2 separate regions of the Homo sapiens genome follow, and region 1 is linked to region 2. Evidence: read pairs that join two places in POLR2A ChIA-PET (ENCODE). Cell type or tissue: B cell. All regions are shown on one strand. Links, peaks and the distances in the headings refer to the core of each region. The heading gives the core; the rest is flanking DNA.

Region 1 (15,317 bases), core at 6,442-10,441, 74 kb before region 2:
ACTGCAGGGTCCAGTGTGGGTACCCAGGCTTCCACCCCTTGCATAGGTCCTACCCCTCAGCTCACTGCATGAAAGTATCATTGTTAGGTGACTGAGGAAGGCATGGCTTTGCGCGCTGCTCCTGCCTGCCTCTGATGATAGCCTGTGTGGACGGCCGCATGTGTCTGATGTCTGCGTGTGTACGCTATCAGCTGATACGTTGCACCAGCTGTCCCTCCCCCCAGGAGATACATGAAGGCATTACGTGAATGAGAGAGGCATTCTTTACTCCTCCTGGCATAAATCCGTACTCGAGCTGGGTGTGTGGGTGACTGCAAAATAAATGTTGATTACAGTAGTGGCTTCGGGAGGCAGCTGCTGCCAGGGGCTCTGCTGGCATGGAGGCCCAGGGAGGAGTCATAACACTGCCATGAGAACGGAGAGGGCTTGTGCCCAGGCCATACTCTTCACCTGCCCTCAGACCTCAGCACCTTCCCTACCTCCTGCGCTTCTGTCCGCTTTCCCTTCCCTTCTCCGTCCCATGCTTCCAGCCTGGGCAGGCCCTCCTCTCTGGCTGGGTCTATGGGGGAAGGGGTCTTCCTAATCAGCTTCTCCCTTCTCTAGGCCTCCCTGGACCCCTCCACCCAACCTTTGGGTAATAAACACCACAGATCATCCTCATTTGTCTAACGGGCTCAGTTAAACCCCCTAACAACTCCAGGAAGTGAGAACCATTATCTCATGCCACAGATGAGGAGACTGAGGCACACACAGACCAAGGTGTGAGTGGTGGGGCCAGACTGCAGTCTGACCCTGCGGCCCATGCCCTGAGTTTATTGCCTCCCAAAGTGTCCATTTATATGGAAGAACATTCCTGATACCTTAAGTTTGTTTTTTTTTTTTAAGCACATTTATTTACTGCTTATTTCCTATGTGATATTTTCCACTACTATTTTGTGGTTCTTAATCTTGTCTCTAGCCAAATTGTGAGGTCCTGAGACTGGGGATCTTTGTGCCTCACCAGCACCCAGCACCAGCCTGGCCGGATGATAGGAACAATAATAATAGCAATTGCACAGGCTGGGGCACCGTGGCTCACGCCTGTAATCCCAGCACTTTGGGAGGCCGAGGTGGGCGGATCACTTGAGGTCAGGAGTTGGAGACCAACCTGGCCAACATGGTGAAACCCCATCTCTACTAAAAATACAAAAATTAGCCGGGTGTGGTGACACATGCCTGTAGTCCCAGCTACTTGGGAGGCTGAGGCAGGAGAATCGCTTGAACCCGAGAGGCGGAGGTTGCAGTGAGCCAAGATCGTGCCGCTGCACTCCAGCCTGGGCGACACAGCCAGACTCCGTCTCAAAAAAAAAAAAAAAAAATTAGCGGTCACTCCCAGTAACTGGGTCCTTACTATGCATCAGCCCTTATGAAACACATCATTTCCCTTATCTCCTTTATCTTAAAAGCACAGGCAGACTAGGCGCAGTGGTTCACGCCTGCAATCCCAGCACTTTGGGAGGCTGAGGCGGGCGGATCGCCTGAGGTCAGGAGTTCAAGACCAGCCTGGCCAACATGGCAAAACCTGCCTCTACTAAAAATACAAAAATTAGCTGGGTGTGGTGGTGGGTGCCTGTAATCCCAATTATTTGGGAGGCTGAGGCAGGAGAATCGCTTGAACTGGGGAGGCAGAGGTTGCAGTGAGCTGAGATGGCGCCACTGCACTCCAGCCTTGGCGACAGAGTGAGACTTTGTCTCAAAATAATAATAATAATTAATTAATTAATAAAAGCAGAGGCATTTAGGTTAGACCCAACTCCACTTATTCTCTGGTGTACCTGGTAACCGTGGGTGAATCACTCAACTCCTGTGCCTTGGTTTCCTCCTCTGTAAATACGTTTTGTTGTCAAGATTCTGTGCTGTATAAAAATGATCTCAACAGGCACAACTCCAGGCTGAAAGGAAGGGCTCAGTGATTAGACCCTTCTCCTGTCACTATACAGACAAGGAAACCAAATCCCAGGGAGGTTGAGACACTTGCCTGAGGGTGTACAGCTCCTAAGTGGCAGAGCTGGGGGTGGAGGACAGGTCTGCTGGACTGAGAACCATGTATCCCTCCCTTCTACCACCTGCAGAGGAAGGGGCTGTCCTTCCCCATTTCCTCCCCACCTCTGCTGCTTCTCATCTCCCCCTCCTCGGACCTTGCTCCTGGGGCCCAGGAGGTGCTGAGCCAGCCTTTTAGTGGAGGACTACCAATACCATGGCCCCTCCCTGGCCTGATCCCTGGCGCAGCAACGCTTCTCACCTGCAGCCAGACACTCACACAGCTCGAGGGCTCCTGAAGACCTAGGGCCCCTTTCTTCATCCCCATGTGACTTTTTTTTGTCGCAGGGGACTTGATCCCATTTTCCACCAGTGCATCTCTTCTCTTGGTCACTTTGAGATGCTGGGGCCACAGCCATCATCGGTTTGCTTCATTTTCTGCAGTCAATCTCCATTCCCAGATCTTTGTTTCTCCTGTCATTTCTGATCACTCGAGATTAAAAACAGCAATGGAGAAGCCAGGAGGAGGCTGAGCTAAGGAGGACTCGGAGTGATGTGACCTCAGTCCTCCCAGGAACACAGGAAGAAGAGGAGTAAATGGGGAAGAATGTGATTATAATCAGCTCCAATCCTGCCTTTATCTCTTACTGGCTCTGTGACGTAGACAAATCACAGCTTCTCTAAGACTCAGTTTGCTCATCTGTAAAATGAAAATTAAAACGTCTATCTTGGGCCTGGTTCGGTGGCTCACGCCTGTAATCCCAGCACTTTGGGAGGCCGAGGTGGGCAGATCATCTGAGGTCAGGAGTTCGAGACCAGCCTGGCCAACATGGTGAAACCCCATTTCTACTAAAAATACAAAAAAACTAGCCAGGCGTGTTGGCGCATGCCTGTAATTCCAGCTACTTGGGAGGCTGAGGCAGGGGAATCGCTTGAACCGGGGAGGCGGAGGTTGCGGTGAGCTGAGATGGCGCCACTGCACCCCAGCCTGGGCGACAGAGAGAGACTCTGCCTCAAAAAATAATAATTATTAAAATAAAATAAAATAAAATGTCTATCTCCCTGGGACAGCCTGTCCCTTGTGCCTGGTCCATAATATGAGCTCAGTAAATGATGGCTGAAAAGAAATTAGAAAGAGGTGGCAACCTTTCATTCTGCCTTAAACTCGGGGCACAGACACATGGGTGGGAAAGCCCATGAATTTTGCTTTCTTTACTCAGAGGCAATTTAGAAACATAGAAGAGTGTATTTTGGGGAATTGGTGAATCTCACCATCCTGTTTGGAGTGAGGGAGCTGGGCACCCTGAGCATTTGCTGGGTGCCTCAGCCTGGGGCCAGGCCCTGTGTCTCATTCACACAAGGCAAGGTAGGGCCTGAAGAGGCAGCATGGGGTGGTGAATGGTTGGGTTTCCCTGGACAGCAGTGAATTCCTTTTTTTTTTTTTCTTTTGAGACACGGTCTCACTCTGTCACCCGGGCTGGAGTACAGTGGTGTGATCACGGCTCACTGCAACCTCGACCTCCCAGACTCAAGCCATCCTCCCACTCAGCCCCCCAAGTAGCTGGTACTACAGGCACGTGCCATCATGGCCTGTTAATATTTTGTAGAAATGGGGTTTCACAATGTTGCCCAGGGTGGTCTCGAACTCCTGAGCTCAAATGATCCTCCCTCCTTGGCCTCCCAAAGTGCTGGGATTATGGGTGTGAGCCCCTGCGCCAGTCAGCAGTGAATTCCTGCCTGGAGCTGGTCATGGGGGATTTCTGCACTGGCTTACCCCCTGCTCTAGGTCCTGCCCTTGCTTCATCCTGATGTGGGTGCCGGCTTCTCCCCTACCCTGACCTCAGAGAAGCAGGGCCAGGCTCTCTGGGATGCCTCCTCCCAGGGAGCCCCCCCAACACACACTTCCCACCCGTGTGTTTTCCTCCTCCCTTCCCTAGGTGAGGTCAATAGAGAAGCTTCCCTGTGGCAGGCAGGGGTCCGTTCTGGGGTTTGTCTCCTCCCTCCTGGCCACTGTGGGGAGTCTGACCCTTAGAGATGACCCGAGAGAGAGAAGGCCGGGACTGATCTGGAGAAGCCCTGGCTGATGGAATGGGGTTTCTTTTTCCCTCCTTTCTTCCTTCTTTTCTTTTTTATTTTTAAGCAAAAGATAAATAAATGTCACCCTGAGATGACAAGAGAACATTGAAGGAGATAAAAGGAGAGTAAAAGGGAGCGAGAGAGCAGAGGCAAAGGACAGAGGGGGATTTGGACTGTACACTGCGATGAGGGGAGAGATGAAAGAGGGAAGAAAGAGATGAGATGGGAAGGCAGGACCGAGTGGCAGAGCGGAGGATGGGGTTGCCACGGAAACCGAAGGAGGGGAGGAATGGAGGGAGAGGAAGATGGGATGGAGAAGGCGGAGGGCTTGGTGCAGGAGGGGTCTGAGGCGAGTCTTGGTGAGGAGGAAGGGAAGCCATGAGGGGCTCCCAGGTGTGAATTAGGCCCCGGTGTGGGAAAACAGGTTGGCAGGGGAGGAAGACAAGACCCAGAAAGCCCATCCCTGAGAGCTGAGGTGGAGAGGGCTGGGTCTCGGCCCTGGGCCCACCCAGCTGGGGCCTGCTCTATCCTGCCTGCAGGGGACTGCCTCAGTTTCCACGTCTGTATAATGGAAATGGTACCCCCCATCCCAGAGGACTGCCCCGATGGCTAGAAATGGTGTGCTTTCATCCCAGGCCCTGATGAAGTTCAAGCGCAGTGAATGGTCCTATTGTTACTTCCTTTGATTCTTATCTTTGTCCCCTTGAACTTGTGAGCTGAAGTTTTGTCTGCTTTTCCCGTTACACGAAGCTGGTGATCTCTGGGTCCAGGATAGTGTACTTGTTTGGGGGACAGATGTGCTTCTTTGCTTCTGGACTTGGAGGAAAGATATGGAGCCCTCTGGAAACATGAGGCCTGCTGCCCCTCCCCCTCGGAACAGGAACTGGCCATAAAGCTCAGGGAAAAGAGGCGGGCAGGGTCTATCTGGCTGCTGTCCAAAGCTGGTCTCGGCAAGGGGCCTCTTTTTTCTTTGCCCTTGAATATGGGTATTCTCGAAAGGGCAACAATTTATTCTATCTGTGTACTCTGCTAGGGATGCAGTGGTGAGCAAACAGGCAAGGTCTCTGCCCTTGGAGAATGTAATCTAACTGGGATGCCAGAATCTAACTGGGATGGTAGCTATTAGGCAAGTAATTCTATAAATAAATAAATCATTAACAAATCATTTAAAGTTACAATAAGGTCCAGGAAGGAAAAGTATGAAATTTGAGATTGCACAGGACCTGGGGTCTAGACCTGGTCAGGGTGGGGCAGGGGGTCCGGGCAAGCTTCCTGAGGAAGTGTTACCTGGGCTGAAAGCTGAAGGGAGAGGAATGAGGAAGAGCATTCCAGGTAGGGGAAAGCATGTGTGAAGAGGCCGTGTGCAGGTGAGGTCTATTAAAGAACATCGATGAAGTCCACGTGGCTTCACATGGAGGGAGGGGACAGCAGCACGTTGTGGACTTGTCATGGAGGCAGGGACCAACCAGACAAGTTCTGGAGGCCCTTGGTGAGATGTTTGGGCTTGATTGCAAGAGCAATGGGAGGTGACTGGGATGTGGAGCAGGTGGGATGTCGTGACCGATTGGTACAAGCATAAGGCTTGCTTCAGTCTTCTCTCTTTTGACTGACTATTAGCATGCTAGGGCAAGGGACAGCTGCGTGGCAGAACTCTTGAGAGCTCAAAACATTTCCTGCAGGTGGGTTGAATGGTGGAAATTCCTTGCCCCGTACAATCTCCTGTGCACACCTTCATGGTCCCCAGACGGTAGAAGGCAAACAGTCTGGTGGGAGAGCCTGAGCTGGGGGGTGACCCCCATGTTTGACATGGATAGAAGGAAACACAAGGAGTCAAGAGCTCCACAGGCACGGTGGCCCACGCCTGTAATCCCAGCACTTTGGGAGGCCGAGGCAGGTGGATCACCTGAGGTCAGGAGTTCAAGACCAGCCTGGGAAACATGGTGAAACCCCGTCTCTACTAAAAAAATACAAAAATTAGCCAGGCATAGTGGTGCACACCTGTAATCCTAGCTATCTGGGAGGCTGAGGCAGGAGAATCGCTTGAACCAGGAGGTGGAGGTTGCAGTGGGCCAAGATCACACCACTACATTCCAGCCTGGGCAACAGAGCAAGACTCCATCTTAAAAAAAAAAAAGGCCAGATGCAGTGGTTCACACCTGTAATCCCAGCACTTTGGGAGGCCGAGGCGGGTGGATCACCTGAGGTCGGAAGTTCAAGACCAGCCTGACCAACATGGAGAAACCCCGTCTCTACTAAAGATACAAAAAAAATTAGCCAGGCCGTGGTGGCGCATGCCTGTAATCCCAGCTACTCAGGAGGCTGAGGCAGGAGAATCAATTGAATCCAGAAGGCGGAGGTTGCGGTGAGCCGAGATCATACCATTGCACTCCAGCCTAGGCAACAAGAGCGAAACTCCGTCTCAAAAAAAAAAGAGCTCCAGATTAGTCCTGACTGAGGGGTAGGGGCCTTGGGGTCTTGGTTTCCATATCTGTAAAATGATGGCATTGGACAGGAGGGTCCCCAAAGTTCCTTTCAGCCCTGCCGGTGAAGATTCCAAGACCCACAGCCAAAGTGGCTGAAGCACAGGGTCTTCAGCAAGGCCACCATCCTGCCATGGGAGAGCCAAGCATCCCTCCCTTGCAGTAAAGAAGCACGCATGCGTTTACTGGGCATGTGAGCTGCGAGGTGGGAGGATCAGGCCCATGGCTTCTGGGATCCTGGTGTCTTCAGATCATAGGCGGCACATTACTCCTGTACTTAGCATCAAAGAGAAGCTACCATGTGCTTTTTATGCAGCTCTGCAGGCAGCTCAGCATTTGCCCACAGTAATTTGTGCAGCAGACGCCCTGTTAGTTTAGGCAGGCTCATTTCTATAAGAACCAGAGGCCCACCCAACTCACTTCAGGGCTAAGGGGGGTTGATTGCCAGCGAGGGTTCCCCAGGCTAGGGGCAGGGGCTGGGCACCATCCAGAATCCCGGTGCCTTCTGGGATCAGCATTCCCTTGGGCTCTCCTCAGACACCCACCCCGCCACCCCCACTTGCCCAAGCTCTCTGCCCCTTTGTGTTCTGGCCTCACTCTACCCCATGGCGCTCCTTTGTGTGTTCTTTGCACATCTGCTCCTGTGGCTGATGGACTGAGGCTTAATGCAGAGCCATGTTTCCAAGAGAGGAAACTTTGGCCCAAGTTCTTTCAGGGGATGGGGAGGGCCAGGCCATAGGTCTGGGCCCAGCTTCTGTATGAACTGCCCTAGATGGTGGGGGTATGCTATGCTTGGAGGCCCAGGGCTGGAAGTGGGGCAGCTGCCATTAGGCGAAGGTGAGGAAGAAGGCACCTGGGGTGGGGAGGGGCCTCCCACTTGATTCACCAGGCAAGGCCAGGTCACCGAGAGTATGCGTCAACTCTTGCTAATTAACTTCGAGGCCGGGCACGGTGGCTCACACCTATAATCCCAGCACTTCGGGAGGCCAAGCTGGGTGGATCACTTGAGCCCAGGAGTTTGAGACCAGCCTGGGTAACACGGTGAAACACCATGTCTACTAAAAAATCCAAAAATGAGCCAGGCGTGGTGGCGCGCTCCTGTAGTCCCAGCTACTCGGGTGGCTGAGGCACGAGAATCGCTTGAAGCCAGAAGGTGGAGGTTGCAGTGAGCTGAGATCATGCCACTGCACTCCAGCCTGGGTTACAGAGCAAGACTAAATAATAATAATAATAATAATAATAATAATAATAATTTGGAGAATCAGAATCACTTAAGAAGCCTCTAGAAAATCCCATGTCCAGGCCCTGAACCCAGAGATTCTGGTTTAACTGGTCTAGAGTGAGACCCCGGTATTGGCATTCTGATCAAACGATACCAGTTCTGGAACTCTGTGGACCCAGGGTCTCTGTCTTCACAAGAGTTTGTGTCTGAGAAGTCACATCAAAATAGTTCATGCCTCGACATGGGGGCTTCACCCCTCATATCCTTGGGTTTTAGGGTACTGTGACCTCTTAGAGGAGGGAGATCCTCACACAGGGGCCACCCTGTGGCAGTCAGACCCACCTCAGCCCTCAGCTTATAGAAGCAGAGGCGTGGCTCCCAGGTCAGGTGTAGGTGCACCCGGGCCTGGGGAATGGATCAAGAGAGCGAGGGTTGTCAGAGCAGGCCCTGTGGGAGGGGCTCTCTCACCTGGGAGGGCGTCAGGTGAGAAAGCACTCAGAGCTCCTGGGCCTGAGCTCCTGGGGACTCTGCCATTAGCAGGGGAAGGCAAGGAAGAAGGCACTTGGGGTGGGGAGGGCCCTCTGGCTTGATTCACCGGACAAGGTCAGGTCACTGAGAGTGTGCATCTGCTCTTGCTAACTAATTTGGAGAGGCCCTTCCCTATGCTGCCTGGACACCACCCCAAGGAGGAGGCAGGACTGTCCTGGGAGTGAGGTGCTCAGAGAAGAGCAAAGCCTTGGTAGAACTCTCAGGCAAGAGTTTCACTCTCCATCTCACTTACCGCATTCAGTCTTGGTCCCTTGGCGACTGTCAGTTTCCTTCTCTTCCCTTTTCTGTACGCTGGTGTCTTTCTCTAGAGACACTCCCGTGCTGGGCCCCCTCTGTTCCTCTGCAGTCACTGTCCTGTGGGTGGCCTGGCTGTCAGGGGAGATGATCCACAGTGTGATTATTGTATCAGTCAGGGTTCTAGAGTAAGAAATAGAACCAGTAGGAGACACTATATATTTATATATATATATATATACACACATATACACACACACGTACACAGAGAGGTCTCTTTTAAGGAATTGGCTCCTGTGATTGTGGGGGCTGGCAAGTCCAAAATCTGCAGGGCAGACCCGGGGGCTGGAAACTCAGCAAGATTCATAAGTTACAGTCTCAAGGCAGAATTCTTTCTCTGGGAAGCCTCAATGTTTGCCCTTAAGGCCTTCAACTGATTGATGCCCACCCACATTATGGAGGGTCATCTGCTTTTCTTAAAGTCAACCGATTGTAAATGTGAGTCACATCTACAGGATACCTTCATAGCAACATCTAGCTTAGCCAAGCACACAGCCGGGCACCATAGCTTAGCCAAGATGACGCATATGATTTACCACGACAGTGATGGTCTCAGGCTGAGAGAGGGTCCTCATCCTGTCCTCATGTACTTCAAGGGAAGCAGTGCTTGCACTAAATCCTCAAAGATGATGGGAAATTCACCCAGTTCGAGGGAAGGGCAGTCCTGGCAGGGGAATCAGCCTGTGCAGAGGCCCCAAGGTAGGAAACATCGGTGAGTTGGGGGCAGAGGGGCAGTGGAGCCTGCCTGGGAGCCATCTTGGGCAGCAAATGAAGGCATGGGCAGTGCATCCCGCCTACCAAAAGGCTGTGGGGGCTGCGGGGCCGGAGACCTGCATTCTAGCCCTTGCTCCCCCACCGTCTCACTGTGTGACCTTGGACCATTCCCTTCCCCTCCCTGGGCCTCAGTTTCCTCATCTGTTAACAGGGCCGGGTATGGTGCGCATCACGGGGGTTTGTGGGTTGGTGGCCCTGTGTCAGGGGCCCAGCCACTCTGACTCCCAGAGGTGGGGCTCAGTGAATCTGTCCACAGAGAAAGGGGAAGCAAGGCAGAGACAGGATCGCAGGAGGAAGAGACTCTCGAACTTCCCCTGCCCCTCCCCCGTGCCGGCGGCAGCTCCCTGGGCCTCTGGCTCCTGAGGCCTGTGGGCTGGGCAGAAGTGAGACTGTGGCAAGGGGCCCCGAGGCACAGGCCTTCCAGCTCTCGCTTCCTCTTCCCTTCTGCGCATGTGAGTAGAGTTTCCCTTGAAGCCTCCTGCGAGGAGGACAACAGGGGAAACCAAGAGGCTGGTTTCCTTAGGCGGTGAAATCCCGTGCATGTTTTTCACAGCGGGTGTACAGGCCTGGAACTTCCTCTTCTCCTCCCACCTGGTTACCTGTCCCGCCCACTCCAGCTTCAGCCTCTCCAGCCCCAGGGCCCTGGACTCCAAGGGGCAAAAGGCCCAGAGCCACATCCTGGAGGGCTTGAATGCCAGACCCAGGGTCAGGAGCCCCCTCCCCGCTCTTGCTCTGTTGGGTCCTGAACTGCCTCCACGGAAGCCAGTCCTCAGTCCCTGTCCCCACCCCACCCCACCCCCATACTGCAGCCCCCGCCTCCCAGAGATCCGGGTGCTTCATGTGGACTGAGCTTACGCAAGTCAACTCCCCAAGGGTGAGAACTTTAATTTGCCCCTTCTATCTACCCACAAGCAAGCACCTAATAGGTTTAGTAAATGTGCATTAAATCAGTGGCTCAAGCCTGGCACAGTGGCTTAGGCCTGTCATCCCAGCACTTTGGGAGGCCAAGGTGAGAAGATCGCTTGACCCCAGAAGTTCAAGACCAGCCTGGGCAACTTAGCAAGACTCCACCTCTACAAAAACAATGTAAAATTAGACAGGTGTGGTGGCACATGCCTTTAGTCCCACCTACTTGGGAGGCTGAGGCAGGAGGATTGCCTGAGCCCAGGAGTTTGAGGCTGCAGTGAGCTATGATGGCACCACTGCACTCCAGCCTGGACAATAGAGGAAGGCCCATCTCTTAAAAAAATAAAAAGTCAGGCCGGGCGCAGTAGCTCACGCCTGTAATCCCAGCACTCTGGGAGGACGAGGCAGGTGGATCACCTGAGGTCAGGAGTTCGAGACCAGCCTGGCCAACATGGTGAACACCTTGTCTCTATTAAAAATATAAAAAATTAGCCGAGCATGGTGGTGGGCGCCTGTAATCCCAGCTACTTTGGAGGCTGAGGCAGGAGAATTGCTTGAACCCAGGAGGCAGAGGTTGCAGTGATCCAGTATTGCTCCACCGCACTCCAGACTGAGCAACAGAGCAAGACACTGTCTCAAAAAATAAATAAATAAATAAAAAGTCAGAGGTTCAGCTGCAGGGCTGGAGACTGCAGTCTCTGAGCAACCTGGTGATTCAAGGCCAAGATGAGGAGCCAACAGGCAAGCCTGCCTTCCAGGATAAGTTCGAGGCACTGCTGAGGCTGTGTCAGGGAGTATGGGCTCACTGGACCTTCAGGAAATAGTCATCAAATTACATTGATCACGGGTGGTTGGTGATGTCCCAAGCCTGGCCTGGCAGAAGCCCCAGACCTCTGTCTATTGGTTGTTTTTGTTTGTTTGCTTGCTTGCTTTTTCTTTATTTCTATACTTTTTTTTGTTTTGTTTTTTGAGACAGGGTTTCACGCCTGTCACCCAGGCTAGAGTGCAGTGGCGTGATCTCAGCTCACTGCAACCTTCGCCTCCTGGGCTCAAGCGATTCTCCTGCCTCAGCCTCCCAAATATCTGGGGCTACAGGCATGCCACCACACTTAGCTAATTTTTGCATTTTTTTTTGCAGAGATGAGAGCTCATCACGTTACCCAGGCTGGTCACAAACTCCTGAGCTCAAGTGATCCGCCTGCCTCAGCCTCCCAAAGTGCTGAGATTACTGGTGTGAGCCTCCGCGCCCGCCCTTCAGTTGGTGTTTGAGATCTCCCTGGTGGTGGGAACTAGTCAAAGAGTGTCCAGGTGGCCACAAGGTCCTGTTGGTTCTTCCTTCAAAATGGCTCCTGTCGTGCGAGACCAGGTTTTGGGTGTCTTCACCCACTCTCTGCCCTGAGATCTGTGTCCCAAGGGACACCAGCCACCCTGATCCCACCCGACCCTCCTCTGCTCCTAGAGTGATGGGGTCCCCATGAGAGGAAAGGAGCACTGTTGTGAGCAGTGTGGGATGAGAGGAGGTGCTGTCACAGCTTGGGGAAGGGACCCTGGTAACCAGCAGGTAGGTCAATAGTTCCCGTTCCAAGTAGGCTCTTGTGCCCATTTTACAGATCAGGAAATGGAGACAGGTGGAGGAGCCAGGCGACTTGCCCAGCCTTTACAGGACCCATGGGGCAAAGCCGTAGGTGAAGTCACAGTTAGAGATTCCAGAGCTCTGAGGAGACGGCGTCCCTGCTTGGGTGGGGAAGGTCCCCTGCTGGCCCCCAGACGATGAGTCTTTGTTCCCTCCCCAGGGGCTGGCCTGGCCCTCAGGCCTGGGAGGTGGAGGTGCCGAGCCCTGGGAAATAGGGCAGTCCTGGGCTTCCGGTGTCACTGCACGCCCCTCCCCCTCCCGCCTTTGTTTCTTGGCCTCCACAGCCTCATTCTCTCTCCCTCCCCCTCACTCAGGCTCCTCCTCTGCCCCCCCTTCCCTGTCTCTTCATTTCTTCTCTCCCTCTCCCTTTCTCTCTCTCTCTCTCTGATATGTCCTCCCTTCCCCCACTCCCAGCACAACTACAATCAGGCAGCTCATCTGTGTCTATTTCCCCGCCTTTCACATTGACTTTCTCCCCACCCTGGGGACCGAGGGCATCCTGGTGGGAGGCCACGCCACATCCCAGCCAGTGGTCGCCCCTCATCTTGCCAGCCTGGGGCAGTCTGAGCTCCCCTTTCTCCTGGACATGGGGGGAGCTTTTGTTCTGAGTCCTTAGCACAAGTGGTGGGAGAGGCCCTGCTCTAAGAAGGGAGGGGCCCCAGTGGGGCCCCAGGCGGATGACAGAGGGGCCTTGGGTTGGGTGGGGAGGCAGCCCTGGCACACAGGTGACGCACACCTGGCAGGCTCTCTTCCTGCCCTGGATGGCCCTGTGCCAGGACATAAACAGAAGGGTTTAGCCTGGGAGATGGAACAGAGCGGGTGAGGAGACACGAGGCACAATGCTGGCCCAGGAGGAGGGAGAACAGAGTGATACCGGGCCTCCCCACTCCTCATTTCCGTGTGCGATAGGCAGGCAGAACACACATGCGAAACGCAGGTAAATTAGATTCCCTCCTCAGCAGAGCCCCTTCTGCATACACACACGCGCGCACGCGCACACACACACAGCCTGCCTGGCCGCCCCAGTGAACAAGACAACATGGACACGGGGCCTGCCCCCATAAGCCTCACAAAGAGAGCATTACAGGGTGGTGTGTGTTCTACTCAGCCAAGTCTCCAGGCCAGTGTAAAAGAAAGCGTGGGGCCAACTGCCCAGGTGGGCAGTGGCTCAATGAAGACTTCTAGTAGAAGGAGAGACCCCAGTTCCCCCAGCCGGCTGGGGCCCTGGACCAGCCAGCCAGGAAGCAGCCCGAGCCTTCATGTTGCAGTTTGCCCAGGTCGTGCCTACGTGCCCCTGCTGGCCTGTGGTGACCCAGGACAGCTCCTGAGAACTGAGGAGCCAGGCTCGGGTGTGACCTCCGCGGGTGCATAGCTGCAGGAGCACAGATGGGACCCAGCTGTGGGGCCACACGGGCCTGGCTGCAGACCCAACTCCCCCTTCATTGATGGGGCACTTGGGAGTGTGTTATTCAAGCCTGGATTTCCTGGGGCGTGAGGTGGGGAGCGCACTACCCCACCCCTGCCCCCCGGGTTGTTCCTAGTATTAAATGGCTGACTGGGGACCTCGTGAGTGTCTGTAATGAGAAGCTGTAGGTCTTCCGTGGTGTTTGTCGTCAGTTGTTGGCAGCTCTCTGTGCCCCTGCCCTGCCCCCACTTAGGCACAAACCCTCAGGAACAAGGACTCTGGGTTAGTCCCTTTCTACAGCCAAGCACAGGCTCCTGACACAGACGCACCTTCTCAAGTCCAAACTACCTGTTCATATGGGAAGGGGTTTGCTTCAGGTGTCCTGGTGTGACTATAAGGAGTGGCCCCTTGTAGAAAGGGGCCCGGTGTGGACGGTCAGCTCCATGGTTACCCTTGCTGTAGGGAACCACACTTCAGCTCCCACAGGCAGTTCGCTGGCTGACGTTTTTGCCCTCTCCTCACCTCTAAAGCAGTGTTAACTGTTTCCTTATGCCCGCGCCCTTGAGGTTGGCGGGAGGGGGCTGATTCCTGGTATTAGGCTGCAGGGGAAAGGAGAGGGAAGGGAACTAACGACACTGACATCCTCATCTCACTGTCCCATGAGTCAGGAGCCTCTTCCCCCCCATAGAGATGAGAATCACCTGATGTCACACGGCTAGTAGACGGCAGAGCCTGGATTGAACTCAGCATCCAGGGCCAAGGGGGAAGCACTGGCTTGGCCATTGATGCTCAGTTCCTCCTTCTTGCTGGTCCTGCCTTTGGGGAAGTTTACAAAAACTGCTGAACACATCATTTGCCCAAACCCCACAACAGACAGGAGGGTTGCCGCTGGGTGCTGTGTCAGACGGACTGTCGCGACAGGAGGCAGCCATGCTCCTCAGCGTGCTCTGCAAAACTGACAGTGGCTGGAGGGCACTGGGGGTGGCTGTGGTGGGCCCCAAGGGGCAGGACCCCTGCCTCATTCACCTTGCTGTCTCCAGGCACAAGCCCTAACCCATAGCAGGGATTTAGCGGCTATTTATTGTACAAATGAATGAATGAGTTCTCTAGTGGTTGTCCTCAGAATCACTTAAGCTTTGCTGAATTTGGGGCCCAAGAATGGAAACATCTCTTGGCTCTGTGGCTTTTTTCAGAAAAGCCTTCTCCCAGAGATCTGGGCAGATAATAATGGTTCTTTTTTTCTTCCTTTGAGACAGAGTCTCACTGTGACACCCAGGCTGGAATGCAATGGTGCGATCTCTGCTCACTGCAACTTCCGCCTCCTGGGTTCAAGTGATTCTCCTGCCTCAGACTCCCAAGCAGCTGGGATTACAGGCACCCACCACCACGCCCGGCTAATTTTTGTATTTTTAGTAGAGATGAGGTTTCACCATGTTGGCCAGGCTGGTCTCGAACTCCTGACCTCAAGTGATCTGCCCGCCTCAGCCTCACAAAGTGCTGGGATTACAGGTGTGAGCCACCATGCCCCTGCCAACAGTGATTCTTTACAGTTGGTTAGGGCCTTATAATGAACCAAGCTGCTTCACCTGTGTTAGGACCGTGGGCCCTCACAACCCTTCCATGGGTGAGTGTTTTCATCCCCGTTTTTCAGATAGGGAAACTGAGCCACTGGCATGACTTTGCTTAGTCACTTGCAAGTGACTGAGCTGGCACTCGAGGTCCTCGCTGACTGCATTTCCCAGCAGCTGGACATTGGGGTGGGGTGTGGTGGTTTGGAAGCACGTTTAGCCCCTGCGGCCTATTCCAGATGCACCCTGACCCCCCAGGCCGAGGTTTCCTTCTATCTGATCCCTTCCACGAGAGCCTCACTCTAAGCTTAATAGTTTAATCTTTGGTGTCCGTTTCAAGGAGGCTAAATTCCTGTCTGGGGTATTTTTAGCCGTCCTCAGGAAGGGGAAG
Region 2 (15,317 bases), core at 6,834-10,833:
ATAGGCCGGGCGTGGTGGCTCACACCTGTAATCCCAACACTTTGGGAGGCCGAGGTGGGCGGATCACGAGGTCAGGAGATCGAGACCATCCTAGCTAACACAGTGGAACCCCATCTGTACTAAAAACACAAAAAATTAGCCGGGCGTGGTGGCATGTGCCTGAAGTCCCAGCTACTCGGGAGGCTGAGGCAGGAGAATCGCTTGAACCCAGGAGGTGGAGTTGCAGTGAGCCAAGATTTCGCCATTGCACTCCAGCCTGGGCAACAGAGTGAGACTCTGTCTCAAAACAAACAAACAAACAAACAAACAAAAAACTTCTATAGTATCTTCCTAAAGTACAGAAGCTTTAGGCTTTTTTAAAACTTTTACAATGATACCTATAATTAATCTAGAATTGATTTGTATCCACCCTGATTTCAGGTATGTTTAAATGTGAAAAACAATGTGTTCTCAAGAATTGATAAAAGTTATTTTTTTAGCCCTCATCTGTTACTTAACACTTTAGGGCATTTTTCTTTGCCATTAAATATTCTTCTACAACATATTTTTAAATTGTAAATTGGCAAATTACCATTGTATATGCTATGGGTTACAAAGTGATGTTATGGGCTGGGCACCAGTAACTTAAGCACTTTGGGAGGCCAAGGTGGGAGGATTGCTTGAGTTCAGGAATTCAAGACTAGCCTGGGCAATATTGTGAAACCCCCATCTCTTAAAAAAAAAAAACAAAAACCAAAGTGATGTTATGATTTATGAATACAATGTAGAAAAATTAAATCAAGCTAATTAACATATCTGTTACCTCAAATTCTTATAATTTTTGTAGTGAGAACATTTGAGATTTACACTTAGTGACTTTGAAATGTACAGCACATTATTATTTACTATATTCACCATGCTGTGCAATATATCTCAAAGAAAAAAACTTATTCCTCCTGTCTAATTGAGGATTTGTACCCTTTGACTATCATTTCTCCCAAGGTTTTGTTTTGTTTTGTTTTGTTTTTTTACTAGCAGCCTAATAGTCCATTATATTCCTCTCACTGGAGCAGGGGCTCTGGAATCAGTCAGGTTAATATTCTGTCCTCACCTCTTAGGAACTATGTAACTTTTACCTTTTTTTTTGAGACGGAGTTTCACTCTTGTTGCCCAGGCTGGAGTGCAATGGCGCGATCTCGGCTCACCACAACCTCCGCCTCCCAGGTTCAAGCGATTTCCTGCCTCAGCCTCCTGAGTAGCTGGGATTACAGGCATGCACCACCACGCTTGGCTAATTTTGCATTTTTAGGAGAGACAAGGTATCTCCGTGTTGGTCAGGCTGTTCTCTAACTCTTGACCTCAGGTGATCTGCCCGCCTCAGCCTCCCAAAGTGCTGGGATTACAGGCATGAGCCACCGCACGTGGCTGAACTATGTAACTTTTGACAATAATTTTACTCTCTAGGCTTTAGCTCTTATGGGAGATGGCCAGGTCTTGAACTGAGTTAGTTTCATAGTTGGATCTCAACCCCTAATTGATTGAGTTAGAAGCCCTACATCAACTGAAATAGTGGATCATTAACTCTAGAACAGTCTTATTTACTCATAAAAGTCTCCTAAAGACCTAGGATAGGTCACATTTTGAGAGTCCACAGTTTTATCTACTGTGACTAAGAACAATAAAACTACATGAAACAATGCCCTGTGGTGTTTAAAAGCTGTAGTCAGGGTTGGCAGCATGAAGGAGTGGCAATTGAACCACTTAATTAAATTCCCTTATCAGATGATCAGATTATTGTTTATCAGTAGAGCTAGTGATTAAGTGAGGCCTCCAACCTTGTCCTAGCTGGTTGCCTTGGGAGAGTTTCCAGACTTCTCCGTGGCTCACTTTATCATCATCTGTAAAATGGGTAGAGTAACAGCTTAGTACCAACCTCATAGTAATGTGCTGGTTAAAATATACTCAGCTGGCTGGGTGCGGTGGTTCATGCCTGTAATCCCAGCACTTTGGGAGGCCAAGACGGGTAGATCACCTGAAGTCAGTAGTTTAAGACCAGCATGGCCAACATGGTGAAACCCCGTCTCTACTAAAAATACAAAAATTAGCCAAGCGTAGTGATGCACACCTGTAATCCCAGCTATTCGGGAGGCTGAGGCAGAAGAATTGCTTGAACCCAGGAGGTGGAGGTTGCAGTGAGCTGAGATAGCACCATTGCACTCCAGCCTGGGCAACAAGAGCGAAACTCCGTCTCAAAAAATAATAGTAATAAATAAATAGTACTCAGCTGGCTGGGTGTGGTGGCTCATGCCTATAATCCCAGCACTTTGGGAGGCCAAGGAGGGTGGATCACTTGAGCTCGGCAGTTCAAGACCAGCCTGGCCAACATGGTGAAACCTTCTCTACTAAAAATACTAAAATTAGCCTGGCATGGTGCCATGTGCCTGTAATCCCAGCTACTGGGGAGGCTGAGGCAGGAAAATTGCTTGAACTTGGGAGGTGGAGGTTGCAGTGAGCTGAGACTGCACAACTGCACTGCAGTCCAGCCTGGGCGGCAGAATACAATTGTGTCTCAAAAAAAACAAAAAACAAAAAACAAAACTCAACTGAAGATGGACGCAACATGTGATAAGTGATGAATAATGGCCACCATCATTCTCATCTCTGGCTGGGGTAGGACTAGTGAGATCGGGACGTGTAAGGTAGCTCACTCAGATATTGGGTTAGGGAGACCCAAAAAACTGCAGTGGAACTCAGGCGCTGTTCATGTGGGGCAGATGGCTAATACTGAAACTCACAAGAAATGGCTAACAACAAACTTCCTAGAAATCAGTTTGTTTGGGCCAGGTGCAGTGGCTCACGCCTGTAATCCCAGCACTTTGCAAGGCCAGGGTTGGTGGATCACATGAGGTCAGGAGTTCAAGACCAGCCTGGCCAACATGGTGAAACCCCATCTCTATTAAAAAATACAAAAATTAGCCAGGGATGGTGGCACGTGCCTGTAATCCCAGCTACTTGGTAGGCTAAGGCAAGAGAATCACTTGAACCCAGGAGGCGGAGGTTGCACTGAGCCAAAAAGGCTCCACTGCCCTCCAGCCTGGGTGACAGAGCAAGATTCCGTCTCGGGGGAAAAAAAAAGAAAGAAATCAGTTTGTCCAATGAGGTGCTGGCAAATGTTTAACAACCAGCTCCAGTGCGGGGGGTGTGTGTGTGTGTATGTGTGTGTGTGTGTTTGCTAACTTGTAGCATTTGCTGATTTCGGTAGTGTAAATATTTCCACCATGGCCAATTTCAAACTACCAACACAGCATCACTGAACAGAGTTGTATATTTCCATCTATAATATTTCCACCATATAGATGCAACAGACATAAATGTCCTCAAATGCATAGATACTAGTAAAATATAGTAAAATAATTAGAAAGTGATGAGTTTGAGTCTTTTAATATAATCATAAGTTTATATAACTTAATTTTTAATAATGGCTATGTGTAACAACTGGCTTGCAAAATTCTTGAGAATTTAACAGTTGGCTCTCATGAGCCTGTACAAGCTGGCTCCAGACACCACTCCAGCCACCCCATGTCTCCTTTTGGATCTTGTGGAGTATAGCCCAGGACGTGGCAACTGCACAAGAGCTTAGGGCAGCTTCAATATCCTTCTTAGGGACTCCTTCCTCTGGCAATTGTGTCCCCCTCCTGGAGGACACAGCCCCAGAGGTGACCTTTTCCCTTCCAGGCTCCAAGCTGTTTAACATTCTCATCCACCAGCACCTCCCCCCACTGCAGGGCGGCTATTTCAGGAATGCCGGGACGTGCACGTAGGGCATCCTGGCCAGCCACTTGCTGGCCAGCCACTTGCCGAATGCACCCTGTCAGGTGCTCACAAGGTCGTCCAGATGGCTAGAAAGAGAGCAGCAGCCTTAGGAAGGGGCTGCCTGCTCCTAGGCTCACAGCCCCTTGATACTTGCATTCTCTAATTAGGAATGCCTTGGCCAACAGACCCTAGAAGTCCACTGCCCTCGTGTATTTCAAAACCTGGATCCAAACTACCATTTCTTAGTTTCATCTCACTTCTGCCCATTGCTTCTCTACCCCTGCAAGTGACAACAGAGACAGTCATAAATAATGTTGGCAACTTCACGCACGGAGTGCTTGCTCTAGAATTATCCTATTTAATCCTCATAACAACCCTATGAAGTAGGTACTATTTTTATCCCAGTTCTGTAGATGAGAAGTCCAAGACTTGGGGTGGTATGTTAACTTGCCCACAGTCATATAGAAGGACTGTCTGGGGAACCCAAGTGTCTTAATCAGTGTTTTTTCTTTTACTTTTTTTTTTTTTTTTTTTGAGATGGAGTTTTGCTCCTGTTGCCCAGGCTGGAGTGCAATGGTGCAATCTTAGCTCACTGCAACCTCCACCTCCCAGATTCAAGTGATTCTCCTGCCTCAGCCTCTCAAGTAGCTGGAATTATAGGCACCCGCTACCATGCCCAACAAATTTTTGTATTTTTATTTTATTTTATTTTATTTTGAGACACAGTCTCGCTCTGTTGCCCAGGCTGGAGTGCAGTGGTGTGATCTTGGCTCCCTGCAAGCTCCTCCTCCCAGGTTCACGCCATTCTCCTGCCTCAGCCTCCCAAGTAGCTGGGACTACAGGTGCCCGCCACCACGCCTGGCTAATTTTTTGTATTTTTAGTAGAGACGGGATTTCACCGCGTTAGCCAGGATGGTCTTGATCTCCTGACCTCATGTTCCGCCCGCCTCGGCCTTTCAAAGTGCTGGGATTACAGGTCAGCCACCGCGCCCGGCCAAATTTTTGTATTTTTAGTAGAGACAGAGTTTCACCATGTTGGCCAGGCTGGTCTCAAACTCCTGACCTCAACCTCAGGTGATCTACCTACCTTGGCATCCCAAAGTGTTGGGATTACAGGCATGAGCCACCGTGCCTGGCCCTTTTTTTTTTTTTTTAGATGGAATTTTCGCTCTTTTGTTGCCCAGGCTGGAGTGCCGCGTCGCGATCTTGACTCACTGCAATCTCCACCTCCCAGGTTCAAGCGGTTCTCCTGCCTCAGCCTGCTAAGTGGCTGGGATTACAGGCACACACCACCACACCCAGCTATTTTTTTTTTTTTTGTATTTTTAGTAGAGATGGGGTTTCACCATGTTGGCCAGGCTGGTCTCAAACTCCTGACCTTGTGATCGGCCCACCTCAGACCCCCAAAGTACTGCGATTACAGGTGGGAGCCACTGCACCCGGCCTATCAGTGTTTTTTCTTTTTCCTTCAACTGTCTTTCTTTACACAGTATCCTTGTTCCACACGTGATTATTTTGCATCTTTGACATGTTGCTTATTACTAAACATTCTCAGCACAGAGGCAGTAGTAGAAGCCATGAGTCTGATAAGTTTGCTGAAGGAGAGAGTGTGCTATGAGGACGGATCGTTGACAAGACCCTGGAGGACACAAGGACCTAAGAGCCCCTAAGAGGAGACAGAGAAGGTGCTGTCCCACAAAGTGCAAGATGTCCCAGGAGAGAGGTGTCCAGGGGATGACTGTGCGGGGGAAGCTCCGAAGTGGACAAGTCAACGAGCACCGGAAGGTGTCCCAGGGATCTGGCAATCAAGAGGCCATCAGTGAGCCAGGCAGGGTCTGTTTCTTCATTTCTTTGCCAGTGGGTGAGGAGGCTGTAGCAGGGAAGGCAGGAGACCCCATAGGTGGGTGGAGGAAAGGCAGGGAGGTCACAAAGTAGGGCCAGCCAGTGTAGACTTCCCTTCCAAGAAGGAGAAAGACGGAGAGAGACACTAGGTGGAAGAAGGGCTTTTGGGATTTGGGTTTTAGTTTTAGCTTTTTGTTTTTGTTTTTGTTTTTTAAAAAACACAGTTTCGGCAGGGCGCGGTGGCTCACGCCTGTAATCCCAGCACTTTGGGACGCCAAGGCGGGGAGATCACAAGGTCAGGAGATCAAGACTACCCCGGCCAACATGGTGAAACCCCATCTCTACTAAAATAAAATAAAATAAATTAGCCAGGAGTGGTGGTGCATGCCTGTAGTCCCAGCTACTCGGGAAACTGAGGCAGGGGAATTGTTTGAACCTGGGAGGCAGAGGTTGCAGTGAGCCGAGATCCTGCCACTGCACTCCAGCCTGGCAACACAGCGAGACTCCGTCTCAAAAAAAAACAAACAAACAAAAAAAACAAACATAAACACAGTTTCACTCTGTCGCCCAGGCTGGGGTGTAGTGGTACCATCTTGGCTCACTGCAACCTCCACCTCCCAGATTCAAGCAATTCTTGTACCTCAGCCTCCCAAGTAGCTGGGATTACAGGCACATGCCACCATGCCTGGCTATTTTTTGTATTAGTAGAGACGGGGTTTCACCATGTTGGCCAGGCTGGTCTCAAACTCCTGACCTCAAGCGATCCACCTGCCTCAGCCTCCCACAGTGTTGGGATTACAGGCGTGAGCCACTGCGCCCTGCCGAAACTGTGTTTTTTTAAAAACTAAACTAAGGCACCAGGCCTTAGTTTTAGTTTAGTTTTGTTTTAAGCTGGGAATGCCCTTAGCAGATTTCTATGCTGAGGAAAGGGAGCTAGTAGAGGTGAGGCTGAAGATGCTAGCAAGAGGACAGTGATGGCTGACACCATAGATGTAGGGGGATCGAAGTCCCAGACCAGAGAACACTCCCCTGCCCTCCTGGTTTGGTGGGAGCTAGATGGCTCCTGCCTTGTGGCCTGTATTTTCTCGAAGGAGGTGGCAGAGGGTGAGGGAATGAGTAGTTGGGGGACTGAGGATAGTGGAGGAGGCGTGTAACAGCCAGTCTGAGAGGAAAAGAGAAGGGGTTGCCAAGAGAAACAACTGAAATAGGAAGTAATACAGATGCTCCTCGATTCGCAAGGGGCTACAGCCCCATAAACCTGTTGTATGTGGAAAATGCATTTAATGTGGACAGCACAGCAGACAGTCCCCCGACTGATAATGGTTTGATTTCAGATGTTTCAACTTTATGATGGTGTGAAAGCATTACACTTTCAGTAGAAACCATAACCCCATCGTAAGTCATAAGGAGTTCTTTGACTTAGGTTGGGGCTACATCCTAATAAACCAATCACAAAGTTGAAAAATCCAGAATGGAAGCATTGGAAGTTGGAGACCATCTGTACAGGTGCAGTGGGACCATCTCTGCAGGTGTCAGGGCCCCAGCAGCTGAGACTAGACTTGGCAGATGCTGATTATGGGTTCGGTCTGCAGCCCATAACCTTGTCCATTGTCTCCTTTTTTACTGCTTTTGCCACCAGAGAAAGACACTCTCCCTCCAGGTTCTGGGAACCGCTCACCATGGCCCCCCATTTAAAACTCCACGAGGCTGGGCACAATGGCGCACACCTGTAGTCCTAACTACACAGGAGGCTCAAGCAGGAGGATGGCTTGAGCCCAGGAGTTCTGGGCTGTAGTGCACTGTGCCAACCGGGTGTCCACACTATGTTCAGCATTAATATGGTGACCTCCCAGGAGCGGGGGACCAGCAGGTTGCTTAAAGAGGGGTGAACCGACCCAGGTCAGAAATGAAGCAGGTCAAAACTCCTGTGCCGATCAGCAGTGGGATCCTGCCTATGAATAGCCACCACACTCCAGCCTGGACAACATAGTGAGACCCTGCCTCTAAAATAAATAAATAAATAAATAAATGAATAAAGGCTGGGCGCAGTGGCTCACACCTGTCATCCCAGCACTTCAGCCTTTCGACTCTTGGACAACATAGTGGTTTGCCAGGGGCTCCCCAGCCTTTGGCCACAGACTGAAGGCTGCGCTGTCAGCTTCCCTACTTTTGCAGTTCTGGGGACTGAGCCTCTACTGGCTTCTTTGCTCCTCAGCTTGCAGCCAGCCTATCATGGGACTTCACCTAGTGATGGTGTGAGTCAATTCTCCCTAATAAACTCCCTTTCGGCCGCGCACGGTGGCTCATGCCTGTAATCCCAGCACTTTGGGAAGGCGAGGCAGGCAGATCACCTGAGGTCAGAGGTTCAAGACCAGCCTGGCCAACATGGTGAAACCCTGTCTCTACAGAAATACAGAAATTAGTCGGGCATGATGGTGGGTGCCTGTAATCCCAGCTACTTGGAAGGCCAAGGTGGGAGAATCACTTGAACCCAGGAGGTGGAGGTTGCAGTGAGCTGAGATTGCGCCATTGCACTCCAGCCTGGGTGACAGAGTGAGACTCAGTCTGAGAAAAATAAAAAATAATTTAAAAAAAAACTGTTTCATACATACATCTATCCTGTTAGTTCTGTCCCTCTAGAGAACCCTCACTAATCCACTCACTTTCTTAAGATCACTTAACATGCATAGTAACCCCCCATACAAAATAAGGAAGTTAGTCATTTTGCCCAGAACAGAGCAGGACTCCCAGTTCCAGGTCAGTGATTATCCCATTTTGTCACAGGATGTACCACAAGATCCCCTGAGGCTTCCTCTTATTTGATCAAATAGAAAATACACTCTTAGAGGCGGGGCACGGTGGCTCACGCCTGTAATCCCAGCACTTTGGGAGGCAGAAGCAGGCGGATCACGAGGTCAGGAGTTTAAGACCAGCCTGGCCAACATAGTGAAACCCCGTCTCTACTAAAAATATAAAAATTAGCTGGGCATGCTGGTGGGCACCTGTAATCCCTGCTACATGGGAGGCTGAGACAGGAGAATGGCTTGAACCCGGGAGGCGGAGGTTTCAGTGAGCCGAGATCATGCCATTGCACTCCAGCCCGGGTGACAATGCAAGACTCTGTCTCAAAAAACAAAAAAAGAAAATACATTCTTAGAATTGACCTCCCTGTAGTCAACATAGATGGAATTTATTGCAAGCATTGGTCCTTTTCCCTTGAAAAAGATTTGCCTGTTCAATAATTTAGATCTGAGTTTCATTAGGAGGGAAATAGGCTTCCGTTCTGATCTATCAGTAGTGGTTGCATAGGAGCTCACCTGGAAAGAGTTCTGCGATCAACTAGTCAGGCCTGCCAAGGGCCAGGCAGTGGGAGAGTTAAAGCTTGTGTGCTAAACATTGTGCAGTCAGCCCTCAGTATCTGTGGGGGATTGGTTCCAGGACCTTCCTTGGGTGCCAAAATCCATGCATGCTCAAGTCCCTGATATAAAATGGCATAGTATTTGCATATAACTTACCCACATCCTCCCATATACTTTAAATCTCTAGATTTTACACATAATATGTAATACAATCTAAATGCTATGTAAATAGTTTTTATGCTGTATTGTTTGGGAGAGAATGACAAGGAAAAGGGTACGTGTTCAGTACGGCACAATGATTTTTTCAATTTTTTCCAATTTTTTTTTTTCTGGAGACAGAGTCTCACTCTGTCACCCAGCCTGGAGTGCAGTGGCACCAACAATAGTTCACTGCAGCCTTGAACTCCTGAGTTCCAATGATTCTCTTACCTCAGCCTCCCAAGTTGTTGAGACTACAGGAATGCACCACCATGCCTGGCTTTTTTTTTTTTTTTTTGGTAGAGATGGGGTCTTGCTGTGTTGCCCAGATGGGGTCTTGCTATGTTGCCCAAGCTGGTCTCAAACTCTGGGCCTTAAGCGATCCTCCTGCCTCAGCTTCCCAAAGTGCTGACATTACAGGTGTGAGCCACCGTGCATGACCCTTCAAATATGATTTTTCTGTGCTTGGTTGAGTCCATGGATGTAGAATCCACAGATACAGCACCCACAGATACTGTCAGGCCTCTGAGCCCAAGCGAAGCCATCATATCCCGTGTGACCTGCACGTATACATCCAGATGGCCTGAAGCAACTGAAGATCCACAAAAGAAGTGAAAATAGCCTTAACTGATGACATTCCACCATTGTGATTTGTTCCTGCCACACCCTAACTGATACAATATATTCTCCCCTGCCCTTAAGAAGGTAATTTGTGGCCAGGCGTGGTGGCTCAAGCCTGTAATCCCAGCACTTTGGGAGGCCAAGGCAGGCAGATCCCAAGGTCAGGAGATCGAGACCATCCTGGCTAACATGGTGAAACCCCGTCTCTACTAAAAATACAAAAAATTAGCCGGGCGTGGTGGCGGGCGCCTGTAATCCCAGCTACTCAGAAGGCTGAGGCAGGAGAATGGCGTGAACCTGGGGGGCCGAGGTGGCAGTGAGCCGAGATCACGTTACTGCACTCCAGCCTGGGCGACAGAGCAAGACTCTGTCTCAAAAAAAAAAAAAAAAAAAAAAAAAAAGAAGGTACTTTGTAATATTCTCCCCTGCTCTTAAGAATGTACTTTGTATGCCTATCCCTATAAGAACTAATGATAATCCCACCACCCTTTGCTAACTCTTTTTTCAGACTCAGCCCACCTGCACTGAGGTGAAATAAACAGCTTTATTGCTCACACAAAGCCTGTTGGTGGACTCTCTTCACATTGATGCGCGTGACATTTTGTGCTGTGACTTGGATTGGGGGCCCTTCCTTGGGAGATCAATCCCCTGTCCTCCTGCTCTTTGCTCCAGGAGAAAGATCCACCACGACCTTGGGTCTTCGGACCAACCAGCCCAAGGAACATCTCACCAATTTTAAATCGGGTAAGCGGCCTCTTTTTACTCTCTTCTCCAACCTCTCTCACTATCCCTCAACCTCTTTCTCCATTCAGTCTTGGCACCATCCTTCAATCTCTCCCTTCTCTTAATTTCAGTTCCTTTCCTTTTCTGGTAGAGACAGAGGAGACACATTCTATCCGTGAACCCAAAACTCCAGCACCAGTCATGGCCTCGGGAAGACAGTCTTCCCTTGGTGTTTAATCACTGTGGGAATGCCTGCTTGATTATTCACCCATGTTTCAGAGGTGTCTGATCACCGCTGGGAAGCCTGCCTTGATCGTTCACCCTTAGTGGCAAGCACCACTTTCCTGGGGGGCAACACCCCCCACCCCTTCTCTCCATGTCTCCACTCTCTCTTTTCTCTGGGCTTGCCTCCTTCACTATGGGCAACCTTCTACCCTCCATTCCTCCTTCTTCTCCCTTAGCCTGGCAAGAACTTAAAACCTCTTCAACTCACACCTGACCTAAAACCTAAACCCCTTATTTTCTTCTGCAATGCCGCTTAACCCCAACACAAACTCGACAGTGGTTCCAAATAGCCAGAAAATGGCACTTTCGATTTTTCCATCCTACAAGATCTAGATAATTCTTGTCATAAAATGGGCAAATGGTCTGAGATGCCTGATGTCCAGGCATTCTTTTACACATCGGTCCCTCCCTAGTCTCTGTTTCCAATGCTACTCATCCCAAATCCTCCTTCTTTCCCTCCCACCTGTCCCCTCAGTCCCAACCCCAAGTGTCACTGAGTCTTTTCAATCTTCCTTTTCTACTGACCCATCTGACCTCTCCCCTCCTCCCCAAACTGCTCCTCCTCAGGTCTTTCCCTGCCAGGCTGAATCAGGCTCCAATTCTTCCTCAGCCTCCGCTCCCCCATCCTATAATCCTTCTGTCACCTACCCTCCTCACACCCAGTCCAGCTTACAGTTTTGTTCTGCAACTAGCCCTCCCCGACCTGCCCAACAATTTCCTCTTAAAGAGGTGGCTGGAGCTAAAGGCATAGTCAAGGTTAATGCTCCTTTTTCTTTATCTGACCTCTCCCAAATCAGTTAGCGTTTAGGCTCTTTTTCCTCAAATATAAAAACCCAGCCCAGTTCATGGCTCCTTTGGCAGCAACCCTGAGACGCTTTACAGCCCTAGACCCTGAAGGGCCAGGAAGCCGTCTTATTCTCAATATGCATTTTATTACCCAATCCGCTCCCGACGTTAGATAAAGCTCCAAAAATTAGATTCCGGCCCTCAAACCCCACAACAGGACTTAATTAACCTCACCTTCAAGGTATGCAATAATAGAGTAGAGGCAGCCAAGTAGCAAAATATTTCTGAGTTGCAATTCCTTGCCTCCACTGTGAGAGAAACCCCAGCCACATCTCCAGCACACAAGAACTTCAAAATGCCTAAGCCGTAGATGCCTAAGCTGCAGCGGTCAAGCCTTCCTACAGGACCTCCTCCATCAGGACCTTGCTTCAAGTGCCAGAAATCTGGCCACCGGGCCAAGGAATGCCAGCAGCCCAGGATTCCTCCCAAGCTGTGTCCAATCTGTGCAGGGATCCACTGGAAATCAAACCACCCAGCTTGCCCGGCAGCCACTCTTAGAGCCCCTAAAGCTCTGGCCTAAGGCTCTCTGACTGACGCCTTCCCAGATCTTCTTGGCTTCGCAGCTGAAGACTGACACTGCTCAATCACCTCAGAAGCCTCCTGGACCATCACAGACGCTTTGGGTAACTCTTAAAGTGGAGGGTAAGTCAGTCCCCTTCTTAGTCAATATGGAGGCTACACACTCCACATTGCCTTCTTTTCAAGGGCCTGTTTCCCTTGCCTCCATAACTGTTGTGGGTATTGACGGCCAGGCTTCAAAATCCCTTAAAATTCCCCCACTCTGGTGCCAACTTGGACAACATTCTTTTATGCACTCCTTTTGTTATCCCCACCTGCCCAGTTCCTTATTAGGCCAAGACACTTTAAATTATCTGCTTCCCTGACTATTCCTGGGCTACAGCCACACCTCATTGCCGCCCTTTTCCCCAGTTCAAAGCCTCCTTCACATCCTCCCCTTGTACCTCCCCACCTTAATCCACAGGTATAGGACACCTCTACTCCCTCCTCGGCGACCGATCATGCACCCCTTACCATCCCATTAAAACCTAATCACCCTACCTTGCTCAATGCCAATATCCCATCCCACAGCACGCTTTAAAAGGATTAAAGCCTGTTATCACTCACCTGTTACAGCATGGCCTTTTAAAGCCTATAAACTCTCCTTACAATTCCCCTATTTTACCTGTCCAAAAATCAGACAAGTCTTACAAGTTAGTTCAGGATCTGTGCCTTATCAACCAAATTGTTTTGCCTATCCACCCCGTGGTGACGAACTCATATACTCTCCTCCTCAATGCCTCCCTCCACAACCCCTCCACAAGCCATTATTCTGTTCTGGATCTCAAACGTGCTTTCTTTACTATTCCTTTGCGTCCCATCCCAGCCTCTCTTCGCTTTCACTTGGACTGTCCCTGACACTCATCAGGCTCAGCAAGTTTCCTGGGCTGTACTGCCTCAAGGCTTCACGGACAGCCCCCATTACTTCAGTCAAGCCCAAATTCCTTCCTCATCCATTACCTATCTCGGCATAATTCTTCATGAAAACACACATGCTCTCCCTGCTAATGGTGTCCGGTTAAATCTATCCTCAAGGAAATCACTTCTCAGTGTTCCATCTGCTATTCTCCTACTCCTCAGGGATCGTTCAGGCCCCCTCCCCTTCCCTACACGTCAAGCTCAGGGATTTGCCCCCACCTAGGACTGGCAAATTGACTTTGCTCACATGCCCCGAGTCAGGAAACTAAAATACCTCTTGGTCTGGGTAGACGCTTTCACCGGATGGGTAGAGGCCTTTCCCACAGGGTCTGAGAAGGCCACCACAGTCATTTCTTCCCTTCTGTCAGACATAATTCCTCGGTTTGGCCTTCCCATCACTATACAGTCCGATACCGGACCGGCCTTTATTAGTTAAATCACCAAGCAGTTTCTCAGGCTCTTGGTATTCAGTAGTAAAATCTTCATACCCCTTACCGTCCTCAATCTTCAGGAAAGGTAAAACGGACTAATAGTCTTTTAAAGACATACCTCACCAAGCTCAGCCTCCAGCTTCAAAAGGACTGGACAGTACTTTTACCTCTCACCCTTCTCAGAATTAAAGCCTGTCCTCAGGGTGCTAGTAAAGCCCATTTAAGCTCCTGTATGGACAGTCCTTTTTATTAGAGCCCAGTCTCATTCCAGACACCATCCCAACTTGAACTGCACCCCAAAAACTTGTCATCCCTGCTATCTTCTGTCTAGTCATACTCATATTCATTATTTTCAACTACTTGTAAATACCCTGCCCTTGTTTACACTGCCAGTTTACACTTTTCCTCCAAACCATCATAACTGATATCTCCTGGTTTTACCTCAAACCGGCACCATTAAGTCTCTCTCAAAGTGGATAGATCATCTTTGCTGACAGGGTGCACTCCAGTACTTTCACCCTGATGAAGTCCTATTCTTTACTTTTATACTCACTCTTATTCTCGTTCCCGTTCTTATGCCACCCTCTACCTCTCCCCAGCTATCTCCACCACACTATCAATCTCACTCACTCTCTCCTAGCCATTTCTAACCCTTCTTTAACAAACAATTTCTGGCTTTGCATTTCTCTTTCCTCCAAAATTGTGGAGGCCTCGACTTACTCACTGCTAAAAAAAAAATTAAAAAAAGACTCCATATATTTTTAAATAAAGTGTTTTTTTTGTTTTTGTTTTACCTAAATCAATCTGGCCTGGTATACAACATAAAAAAACTCAAGGATAGAGCCCAAAAACTCGCCAACCAAGCAAATAATTATGCTGAACCCCCTTGGGCACTCTCTAATTGGATGTCCTGGGTCCTCCCAATTCTTAGTCCTTTAATACCTGTTTTTCTCTTCCTCTTATTCGGACCTTGTGTCTTCTGTTTAGTTTCTCAATTCATAAAAAACCGCTTCCAGGCCATCACCAATCATTCTATACGACAAATGCTCCTTCTAACAACCCCACAACATCACCCCTTACCCCAAAATCTTTCTTCAGTTTAATCTCTCCCATTCTGGATTCCCATGCTGCCCCTAATCCCGCTCGAAGCAGCCCTGAGAAACATCTTCCATTATCTCTCCATACCACCCCCAAAAATTTTCGCCGCCCCAACACTTCACCACTATTTTGTTTTGTTTTTCTTATTAATATAAGAAGACAGGAATGTCAGGCCTCTGAGCCCAAGCGAAGCCATCATATCCCCTGTGCCCTCCACATATACATCCAGATGGCCTGAAGCAACTGAAGATCCACAAAGGAAGTGAAAATAGCTTAACTGATGACATTCCACCATTGTGATTTGTTCCTGCCCCACCCCAACTGATATGATATGTTCTCCCCCGCCCTTAAGAAGGTACTTTGTAATATTCTCCCCCGCCCTTAAGAAGGTACTTTGTACACCTATCCCAAACCTACAAGAACTAATGATAATCCCACCATCCTTTGCTGACTCCTTTTTCGGACTCAGCCCGCCTGCACGCAGGTGAAATAAACGCCTTGTTGCTCACACAAAGCCTGTTGGTGGACTCTCTTCACACGGACACGCATGACAGATACAGCACCCACAGATACAGAGGGCCAACTGTATTTTCCCAGGCTGGTAAGAGGTGGGGTAGGGGATAGAGGTAAGGGTTAGCTTTGCAGA

Evidence for each region. ChIA-PET counts read pairs that join two places held together with the same protein. Peaks named below come from ENCODE experiments on the same cell type or tissue, not always from the same donor. Only the 100,000 strongest peaks of a DNase experiment are listed, where the experiment ranks them.
Region 1: POLR2A ChIA-PET joins it to region 2 with 5 read pairs; 3 of 35 experiments call an interaction of 5 or more read pairs at or near these places.

Annotation. Positions count from the first base shown.
Region 1 is chr15:90,049,899-90,065,215 of GRCh38, forward strand. The region is part of intron 1 of ZNF710 (zinc finger protein 710); the gene reads left to right. Among named protein-coding and RNA genes, the nearest start is that of ZNF710-AS1, 25 kb to the right of the region's middle. RefSeq lists enhancers at 4,241-5,124, 9,005-9,716, 9,542-9,661, 9,782-9,841, 9,852-9,901 and a silencer at 13,992-14,051. In B cell, for the core only: no CTCF peak of the experiment used is centred there; DNase peaks (open chromatin) are centred at 8,593, 8,847 and 9,833; H3K4me3 peaks cover 510 bases; H3K27ac peaks cover 3,398 bases.
Region 2 is chr15:90,123,077-90,138,393 of GRCh38, forward strand. It overlaps IDH2-DT (IDH2 divergent transcript), which reads left to right. Exons shown (of 3, transcript NR_149130.1): 3 at 10,321-10,496. Among named protein-coding and RNA genes, the nearest start is that of IDH2, 28 kb to the left of the region's middle. In B cell, for the core only: no CTCF peak of the experiment used is centred there; a DNase peak (open chromatin) is centred at 8,405.